2 separate regions of the Homo sapiens genome follow, and region 1 is linked to region 2. Evidence: read pairs that join two places in POLR2A ChIA-PET (ENCODE). Cell type or tissue: B cell. All regions are shown on one strand. Region 1 overlaps CHD5 (chromodomain helicase DNA binding protein 5). Region 2 has its middle 19 kb from the start of KCNAB2.

Region 1 (5,000 bases), 84 kb after region 2:
AAGGAAGGTGGAGGGACGGGATGATGGAGGGATGGAAGGATGGAGGGATGATGGAGAGATGGGGGATGGAGGGATGAAGGGACGGTGGAGGGATGGGTGATGGAGGGGTGAAGGGATGGAGGGATGGAGGGATGGAGGGATGATGGAGAGATGGAGGGATGATGGAGGGATGGTGGAGACATGGAGGCATAGAGGGATGATGGAGGGATGGAGGAATGATGGAGGGGTGGAAAGATGGAGGGATGATGGAGGGTTGGAGGGGTGGAGAGATGGAGGGATGATGGAGAGATGGACGGGTGGAAGGATGGAGGGATGGAGAGATGACGGAAGGATGATAGAGGGATGGAGTGATGATGGAGAGATGATAGAGGGAAGATGGAGAGACGGAGGGATGAAGGGATGAAGGTATGATGAAGGGATAATGGAGGGATGGAGGAATGGAAGGACGAAGGGATGATGGAGGGATGGACGGGTAGAGAGATGGAGAGATGGAAGGATGGAGAGATGATGGAGAGATGGGGGATGGGGGTGGAAGGATGGAGGGAGAATGGAAGGATGATGGAGGGATGAAGCAATGATGGAGATGATGAAGGGATGACGGAGAGATGGAAGGATGAAGGGATGGAGGTATGATGAAGGGATAATGGAGGGATGGAGGGGTGGAAGGATGGAGGGATGAAGGATGACAGAGGGATGAGGGATGGAGTGGAAGGACAGAGGCATGGAGGGATAATGGAAGGATGGAAGGATGGAGGGGTGGAAGGATGGAGGAATGGAGGGATGATGAAGGGAAGGAGGGATGATGGAGAGACAGAGGGATGGAGGGTTGGAGGCATGGAAGAATTATGGAGGGATGGAAGGATGGAGGTGTGGAAGGATGGAGGGATAAGGGATGAGGGATTGAGGGGTGAAAGAATAGAGGGATGGAGGGGTGGAAGGACGGAGGCATGGAGGGATGATGGAGGGGTGGAAGGATGGAGGCATGGAGGGATGGAGGGATGAAGGGCTGTGCCAGGGGAGGTAGCCCGAGAGCTGGGGCTTATTTGCAAGGGTGTATGACTGCACTTGCCCAGAACCGGGCACCAGGGGGTGCCCTGCACCAGGCCCTCCCAAGCTGCAGGCAGCACTGCCAAGTGGGGACACAGCAGGAGCTTCCAAAGAACTCCTCCCAGGAGCCCCTCTGGGCTGGGCAAGGGCCCACGGGCTGCAGACGAGCCAGCCAGAAGCGCTGCCTGACGCTGGGCTTCCCTCCTAAGAGTTCTCAGGGAGACCTGCAGCCCCAGGCCCTACTGGGCACAGGATCAGAGTACACCAGGGAGGGCTGCAGGGCACAGGGAGGGGTCCAGCAACTCTCACCACAGGGCCACCCCTCCCCCAACCAGCCGGGAGCCCCGAGGGCAGAAGTGTGCCCTGTGACCACAGGCAGAGATGTGCAGCCAGCACCAAAGCTCTGAATCCTGGGAGATCTTGGGCAAACTACTTCCCTTCCCACACGGGGCCAAGGAGAAGGCTCCAGGCTGATGGGTATTGCCCGGGCTAAAGACACAGTGCATTTAAGTCACGCTGTCAGGACTCAGAAGCCTTTACAGTTTCGTGGTTTTCTGTGTCACTAGCCCGGGCCGGGGCCCGCACAGAGCAGGCTTGAGAAACAGGCTGGAGAAGCAAGCAGCCTCAGTTTCCCTGCAGGGGAGATAAGGGGTCTGATGACAGGACTGTTCCATCTTGGCCCAGAAGTCCACCGCCCTCTGGGCTGACATCTGTCCCCAGCCCCTACCCCATCAGTGCCCTCATCTACAGCCAAGAGCGCTCGCTGGGCAGGAGGAAGGGCGGGGGGCTGCACCGTGGGGGGCAGGACTTGCTCACCCTTGTGCAGGACGGCATTGGCAGGCTTGTTCCCAGCAAGGGACTCCTTGGACAGGTGCTGGTGGCTCTCGGCGAGGCACTCCACTTCAGCCAGGCGGGCGTTGAGGGCCATGGCGGGGTGGTTGGGGTCCTGCGTCATGTTCAGGTACGCGGCCCTCCGGAGCTGCTCCTCAATGACCAACGCCTGCTCCAGCAGCTGGGGGCGGGGCGCAGCGTCGGCCCGGCCCCTCCCGCTGAATGGCTACCCTCCGTGCTCCACCAGCGCCCACCCCAGGCCAAGGCTCCCGGCAGAAAGGAGGGAAAGAGGACGTACTGCCATCTGCTGCCCACCCTGGCCTGGTGGTGGCCAACCCTTGGAGCTGTCACCAAGCTGGGTTCTCTGTACCCCAACACCCCAAGGCGGCAGATACTTCCCAGTGGGGCCAGGGCCAGAGCAAGGATCCACCACTGTTAGTTGATGGACATACTGCTGCTTCGTGGCAGCGTGACCCAGGTACACGGGGAGGGGTTGCTGCTCTCTAATTCCTTTGCCTTTGCGAGGGTCCTCCTGACACCGTCCCTCCCTGCCCCGTGCAGCCCTGGCCCTTCAGAAGACAGACCTTAAACCTGCGGGCCAGGAACTTGTTCTTCATCTCCAGGTAGTTGCCCTTGTGGACCTCAGACTTGAAGGGCTCGTTGAGGATCATGTACCGTGGGTCATTCTGGATGTCCTGCCAGCGGGCGTAGCCGTGCCTGGGTGGGGCACCATTAAGGGCAAACCTGGCCGTTAGAAGTGGTGGGGCCGTAGGGGGAGGCAGCTCAGGGAGGGGGAGGGGCCAGCCCGGGGGTCGGCATTCTGGCTGTACGCTCTCAGGCAAGTCCTTAAGCCCAGCTGCACGAGGAACATATTGATGACACAACAGTGACAGTATCAGCAGACACTGACAGGTGCCCTGGGTGCACCAGACACAGCCCCGGGGCTTCAGAGGGTTAACTCTTCACCCCAACAACCTGGGGTGCATACGTTTAAGTCTTGCCCCCAGTGCCTGTGAATGGGAACCTTTTTCGGAAATAGAGTATTTGCAGATGTAATGAAGTTAAGAAAGGGTCATGCTGGACTAGGGTGGGCCCTAAACTCAATGACTGGGATGCTTGTAAGAAGAGGAAAATTTGGGGCCAGGCATGGTGGCTCGCGCCTGTAATCCCAGCATTTTGGGAGGCCAAGGTGGGCAGATCACTTGAGGCCAGGAGCTCGAGACCAGCCTGGCCAACAAGGCGAAACCCCGTCTCTACTAAAATTACAAAAACTAGCTGGGAGTGGTGGTGCATGCCTGTAGTCCCAGCTACTCAGGAGGCTGAGGCAGAAGAATCACTTGAACCCAGGAGGCAGAGGTTGCAGTGAGCTGAGATCGCACCACTGCACTTCAGCCTAGGCCACAGAGCGAGACTCCATCTCAAAAAAAAAAGAAAAAGAAAAAGGCCGGGTGTGGTGGCTGACGCCTGTAATCTCAGCACTTTGGGAGGCCAAGGTGGGTGGATCACTTGAGGTCAGGAGTTCGAGACCAGCCTAGCCAACATGGTGAAACCCCGTCTCTACTAAAAATACAAAAATTAGCCAGGTGTGGTGGGGCACACCTGTAATCCCAGCTACTCAGGAGGCTGAGGCAGGAGAATCGCTTGAACCCGGGAGGCAGCAGTTGCAGTGAGCCGAGATCAAGCTGCTACACTCCAGCCTGGGTGACAGAGTGAAACTCTATCTCAAAAAAAAAAAAAAAAAGAGAGAGCAATGTGGACCCAGACAGAGACACATAAGGAAGAAGCCGGGATGACAGCGGCGGGGAGCGGGCGACACAGCAATGCCGAGGATTTCTAGCCACCGCCAGAAGTGAGGAAGATTGAGGAAGAACGAGGAAGGCTTCCCCCGGAGCTCTCAGAGGGCTCTCCCCGAGGTCCACGGAGGAACGGGCAAGTCCCTGCCCAGCCCGGCCTGGCCAAGGATACGTCACGATGCCCGCCAGCAGCCAGTAGTCATGGCGCCGGTGCCAGATGTCGTAGATTTTCCCAGAGGATACAGCAGCCCGCTCCTCGTTCTGCCACAGCGTGTGCAACTCTGGGAAACAAGCCAAGGTGAGCAGGGTGAGAAGTGCCCCAGCTCTCACGCACAGGCAGGCTTGGAGAGCCGCTCCCTCCCTACTTGCCACTGCCTCCACCCCCAGAGGTCCAGTGTTCCAGGGTGGCTAAGAAAGGTTATACGATGGACTTCCATCAACCAGTCACACTCTAGTATAAAGTTAACCACTGGTCTAGACTCCTGGGACCCACAGTCAGGAAGCCTCAGCTCTCTGCCCAACCCCCAACCCCAATACCCGTGAAGCCCCCGTCCGCGATGTTGAACATGAACTTGAATTTCCCCTTCTTGTCCTCCTTCTTCCCCTCGTCATCTTCCTCTTTGTCACCATTTTGCTGTGTTTCAATGGGCTCCTTCTCCTCAGCCTTGGTGTCATCTGCCGGGGACAGATCACATTCATTCATCCATCCATCCAAAAAGCAGTGCCCAGCGGCCTCTCTCTGCCAAGCACGGGGGACCCAGGAGGCAAGTAGAAAACATCCTCTTGTCCTCAGGGGACTCGCTGCCCAGAAGGGTCTTAAACAAGCCAACGGCCTCTCTCTCTGTCCTGGGCAGGGAGGCTTAGCTCCAGGTCCTAGTGCTCCTCCCCGACCACATCAGGACCACCCAGGAGTAGGACAGGAGAGCGCTGTGAAAAGTACAGTTCAAGTTCAAAGACAGAGCTGCCTGAGGGGGCTGATCTGAGGACAACTGTTCCAGAACATTCCAGGGCCTAGAGGTATGCAAAGCTTCCAGCTGAGCCCCAAATCCCCCAGGCCAGGCTCTATGACCAGCTCTCCTCTCTCTTAGCGGCAAGGGCACAGCAGGGCTCAGGAGAGAGTAGGGGAGAGGCTGTCCCCGGCATTGGCTGTGAGGGGCTGGTGAATCCAGGCTCCCACCTGCCAGCTCCAATCAGGCCTGGGGCCAAGGGGACGGCGCCTGGGAGACTGTGGGAGGCTGAACAGGGTCCAGAGGGCACCCTCAAGGGACCATGGGGCACAGGTAGAGAACACAGAAGAGCCCCAGACCTGGCCTGAGTTCGGAACTGTCC
Region 2 (5,000 bases):
AACTCCTGGCCTCAAGCAATCCTCCCACCCTGGCCTCCAAAGTGCTGGGTTACAGGTGTGAGCCACCGCACCCAGCCAGTAGTGTCTTTTAAATGAAGTATCTCTAATTTTGCCACTCAGCATTTACCAGTCACCTGCCTTCCTGGTCCAAAGAAACTTTTTAAAAAAAGAGTTGGCAAATATCTGAAAATACAATTTATTTTTAAGAGCCAGGAATGAAGCTGAGGTTTGAGGGCTGGTTCAGTGTGTCTGAAACTGCGAAGCAGCCAGTGAGGTTACTTTCGCATCCCCTAGCTTTTACCTCTGCTCGTGAGATTCAGCATCTGCAGCTGTGGTCTGTGATAGCCGTGAATACAGTCTGTGTTTGGAGACCCACAGAGTCAGGGCAACATCTCCGTGCTGGGGGCCAAGAGGATAACGGCTGTTCTCTGGCTCTGGGAGGCAGCAGAGGTCACCTGTCCAGAGCCAGAGTTCCATGGGGGGCTCCAGGGCAGGAGGTCAAGGTATGTGTGAGGAAAGAACCCCAATTTCGAGCTGGACACACCTAGGCTCTGGTTCCAGCTTTGCCACTAATTTCACCAAGCGACCTTGGATGTTATTTAATATTCTTGGGCCTCAATTTCCCCATCTGTAAAAAGCATGTCATAGTCAGGGTTGGGAGCAAGGCCCAGAGCTGGCTCAACATGGGTTGCTGTCCCCCAGCTCTCCGTCATGGCGCCTCGCTCTTTCTTTTTCATTTTCCCATTCGTTCGCCTTCCTCCTTCTCCCTTCTCCCTCCTGTTTGTCTCTCGACACCTCTACTTTCCTAGTGAGCACCCAGACTATTTTATTTTCCCTTCCTTTTCCTCTTTCTACCTCCCCTAACCACTGTCTTTATCTTTATCCTGCCGGGAACACACAGCAGCACCCCTGGTGTAGGCTTCAGAGCTGTGTACCTATGCCAGGAGAGGGGGTGCCAGCCTCCCTCCTGGAATCACACACACGGGTGTGGCCTGGGACCAGGGACTCAACACGGTGCAGGTGGCTGGCACCATGGGAGATGGAATGTTCCACCCGAGTCCTCCCTTTGCCTGGTACCCCAAAGAGCTTGGGCTGTGCCCAGAGTGAGTCACCAGAGAGCCTGGCCCCAGGCTCAGCAGCTGGCGTAGGAGGGAGGAGGGGCCTCCCCAAGAAGGAATGAGGGGCCTCCCCAAGAAGGAATGGCAGAGCAGGGAGAGGCCGCGGGGAGGGAGAAAAACCCCGCAGAGGGTGCTCTTACCTCTGGCCCGTCCTCCCCAGGGCCACCTGTCCCCTCAAGGCGGCTGCCCCCTCTGTGTCCTGGCACAAAGTTGGGAGATGGAGTGGCAGAGCCTGCCCTGGGCTTCTCAGCAGTGCACAGCTCAGAGCACACTTTAGAGTCAGCCAGCCCTGAGTCCAGGGCTCTCTGACCCTTCGTGTTGTCACCTGTAGCATGGGGGGGCAGCAGTACCCCTTCCCAGGGCAGCAGGGAAGATAAGATGAGGGAGCGCAGGTAAAAGGTGGGCAGCCCACCCCAGCACACAGCCGATCCCGGCACACAGCCGATCCCGGCACACAGCCGATCCCGGCACACAGCCGATCCCGGCACACAGCCGATCCCGGCACACAGCCGATCCCGGCACACAGCCGATCCCGGCACACAGCCGATCCCGGCACACTGCTGGCAGCAGTGAGGGGAGCTCTTCAACATCACCAGAACCCTCTGCCCTGAGAAAGGGGCTCCTGGGCCGACAGGGAAGGTCTGCCTCCTACTCTGGAGGGGCCGCTTGGGGACAGGCCCGGGCTGTCTCCTCACAGCCACCTGCTTCCTGTCCTCTGCCTGTCTCCTGCCCCATCTGGCCGCTGCTCATCCAGGAAGGTCGGAGATGTCGGGCCCTCCCACCTGGGTCACGCGCTAGGCATGCCTGAGAGCAAAGGCCACGCCCCGACACCCCACGGGGCCCTGGCGCGCCAGGCTTCTCAGCCCTGCGGCGGCAGTGCATAGCTCTGGCACGCGCTGCACCAACTTCCTGTTGGGTGCTGTGGTCCCAAGGCGCGTGCTTTGCAGCAGATGTGTGACCTGGCGTTCCCCTGAGTGCTCGGAAAATGGCCTTGTCTCCGGTCGTTCCCGTTCAGGAGCAGGTACCTGGGGTGCTCCGGGGATCCCGTTGTCTAGGATGGGTTTTCTGTCTGACGGGTGGGCAGCCTCAGCTCCCTGAGCAGGGCTTAGGTCCCCCGTAATGTCCAGGGTTAATTGTGCCAGCCTGAACCCCTGAGCCCCGCATGCCCGCCTAGGGATTGGCCTCAGCCTGGGGTGAGCTGACCCCAAAGACACCCTGCCCAACGCAGCCCGGCCCTTCACTGCTTCCTGTTGCTGCTGCTGGACAGAGTGGGCCTGGCACCCAGCAGAGATGTCTGACGGCCGCACATTCTCCCCTGGCTTCTGCCTTCATCCCTGGGATGATGTTGAGGGAGACGCCGGAAGATGGAGAGCCATGTGGGGCCACCTCTGTCCCTCTGCAGGGGGCAGGGCTGGCAGCTCCTGGGGAGAGCCCTGCCCATCTTGTCTGCTGTCTCTCGGGAGGCCCTGGCCTGGGGATTCCCATCTCTGAGTGGAAGGCGCGAAGGCCCCTGCCTTGAACATGGATGGCGTGGGTCCCCAGTCCCTCCTCTCTCCCCTCCCCCTTGGGGCTGAGCACAGGGCAGTGGTGGGGGATAAAGACCCCTCAGAACACTTCCCCACCCTGCAACCCCTTGCACAGCCCTGAGTCACTGTCCCAGAGGGGAGGGCAAGGGGCTCCCTGGTGATGGCTTCCTGCGTCCCCTCTCACTTGCCTCCTCCATTTCCCCTGGGCAGGATATGGGTGCAGGGTGTGGTCTTGGAGGGAGGAGGCTGTAAGCCTCCTGGGGGACACAGTGTGTGTGTGTGTGTGTGTGTGTGTGTGTGTGTGTGTGTGTGTGTGTGTGTGTGGACGGCTGAAGGGAGGAGGCCGGGGGCCTGGGTGTGCGGCTATGGGGACTGAACTGTCGAGGGCTCCTGCTGCCTCTGCAGGGGACAGGCCCTGCCAGCTACTGAGTGAGCAGCCTGCGGCAGCCCTGACTCACTGCGGGTCGTGCCGTCTGTGCAGCACTGGGGTACCCACCACCCAGTGCCAGGTGAGCGGCCCTGCACGGCACCGTAGTTTCCACCTGTGGTCACTGAGAGGCAGGATGGAGCTAGGGCAGGCATGGGAATTTTTTGGCTGTGGTCTATTTTTTGTTCATTGCAGCATTGATTACATGTGAATGTGGACTGTTCTTGCAAAAGTCTAGACCTGTCGTATTTGTAATCAGGGAACAGGCATTGAACGTTGCTTTGAAGAGATTGAAATTTCTAGCTTGTGATCTTCTTGAAAATTGTTAATGAGGCGTTGATGTGATGTACCATCAAATGCTCCGTTCGGCAGTCATGACCTTGGGCACCGTGGTTAGGTCCCAATGCTTCTGCTGTTGACTGAACCATGTGACATCTGTCGCCGTGCCACTGGTCCCCTCGGCTCAGGCCTCAGGAGATTGGAGGAGAGACTGAGGTTTCTCTGTGACAAACACAGGGAATCCTGACTGGGATCTCCAATCTCTAGTAAGGTTTGCACAGTTCTTCTCCTCGCATTTCTTTGGCTGCATCTGAGCCAAAGTCTGGATGGAGCTGTCGGGGAACTGGGTTATGTTGACCTCCCAACCCCTGCCCACCCTCTGGGGTGTCCTTCTGACAAATGGGCCTTTCTTCCAGATCCCCATCATGACCCACCAGGCCAACGGCCCCCTAGGGTCTTGACCCCAGTGCACTCAGAGTCAGCACCTGCCTTCGTTGCAGCATTGACCCTCTGCCATCAGATCCCACCCAGGGAAGGAATGGGCTCCTGTGTGGGCTCCTGGCTTCTGGGTGAGAGGGGAAGTGTGTGTTGTGTAAGTGCCCTTCTGTGTCATGCGGTTTTGAGCAGTTATACCTCTTCCTGTCTCCGCTGGAAGCACAGTCACTGCCATGGCTCCTCTAGGCTCTGGCACGCAGAACAAGCAGACCATGGTTTTGTGTTATACAGTAGTCACGGCAGATACTTCGGGGGCTTGGCAGGGGGGACCTCCGGGGTTCCAGAAGCAACATGCAAAATAACATCAGTTCAACAAGCAGGTGCTGGAGTCCTCGCCCCGAGGCCTTCCGGAAGACACCCAGGACGTCACACCTAGCCCAGAACAGCCCCCCTCTCTCCATCCCTTCTGCGATGTTCACTAGGCATTACCACATGCTGGTGGCCGCTCTGGGTGCGGGGGTACATCCGTGAAGGAAAGAGATGAAGCTCCCTGCCCAGAGGAGCTGACCTCCCAGCAGTCTTACAGGATATGGTTACAGAGGTGAATCTGGGGGAGAGTCCATCGTTGGTGTTGCTCCACTGACCTCCAGGATGGCCTCCAGGGACCCCGCCTCCTGGTGGCCACTGTCCCCATCGTATTAGAGTTGGCCTTTTGAAAGCTGTGAGTCCAAGTTGCCTGGCAAATAGATAAGGAATACAAGGTGATCATTCTTAAGACCTCGGGGATCTGCAAACCAGCCTTCTGGAACCTTTGAGCTTCCAGGATGATTCGGAATTTGGATGCAGCCACAGAAAGCCTAAGCGCCACAAGTCCCGCCATGACGCCCTGAGGCGTGGGTTCACACTTGGGTGTGGCTGGTCACGTCTATAAAAATGAGCCTTCACTTTGGGAGGCCCAGGCGAGTGGATCACAAGGTCAGGAGATCAAGACCATCCTGGCCAACATGGTGAAACCCTGTCTCTACTAAAAAATACAAAAAAATTAGCCAGGCATGGCAGCGTGTGCCTGTAGTCCCAGCTACTCAGAAGGCTGAGGCAGGAGACTTGCTTGAACCCAGGAGGCAGAGGCTGCAGTGAGCCGAGATCGCGCCATTGCACTCCAGCCCGGGCGACTGAAGAGACTCCATCTCAAAAAAAAAAAAAAAAAAAAGATGA

What was found. ChIA-PET counts read pairs that join two places held together with the same protein. Peaks named below come from ENCODE experiments on the same cell type or tissue, not always from the same donor. Only the 100,000 strongest peaks of a DNase experiment are listed, where the experiment ranks them.
Region 1: POLR2A ChIA-PET joins it to region 2 with 6 read pairs; 2 of 35 experiments call an interaction of 5 or more read pairs at or near these places.

Annotation. Positions count from the first base shown.
Region 1 is chr1:6,107,932-6,112,931 of GRCh38, forward strand. It overlaps CHD5 (chromodomain helicase DNA binding protein 5), which reads right to left. Exons shown (of 42, transcript NM_015557.3): 34 at 4,978-5,000; 35 at 4,209-4,346; 36 at 3,844-3,952; 37 at 2,463-2,595; 38 at 1,864-2,059. Among named protein-coding and RNA genes, the nearest start is that of KCNAB2, 65 kb to the left of the region's middle. RefSeq lists a silencer at 1,025-1,124. In B cell, no CTCF peak of the experiment used is centred here; no DNase peak of the experiment used is centred here; H3K27me3 peaks cover 366 bases.
Region 2 is chr1:6,024,307-6,029,306 of GRCh38, forward strand. It overlaps a transcript of KCNAB2 not described here. Among named protein-coding and RNA genes, the nearest start is that of KCNAB2, 19 kb to the right of the region's middle. RefSeq lists enhancers at 488-1,252, 1,533-1,842, 2,016-2,779, 2,283-2,452, 4,033-4,082 and 1 more. In B cell, no CTCF peak of the experiment used is centred here; DNase peaks (open chromatin) are centred at 1,945, 2,565, 2,955, 4,145 and 2 weaker places; H3K4me3 peaks cover 3,222 bases; H3K27ac peaks cover 3,981 bases.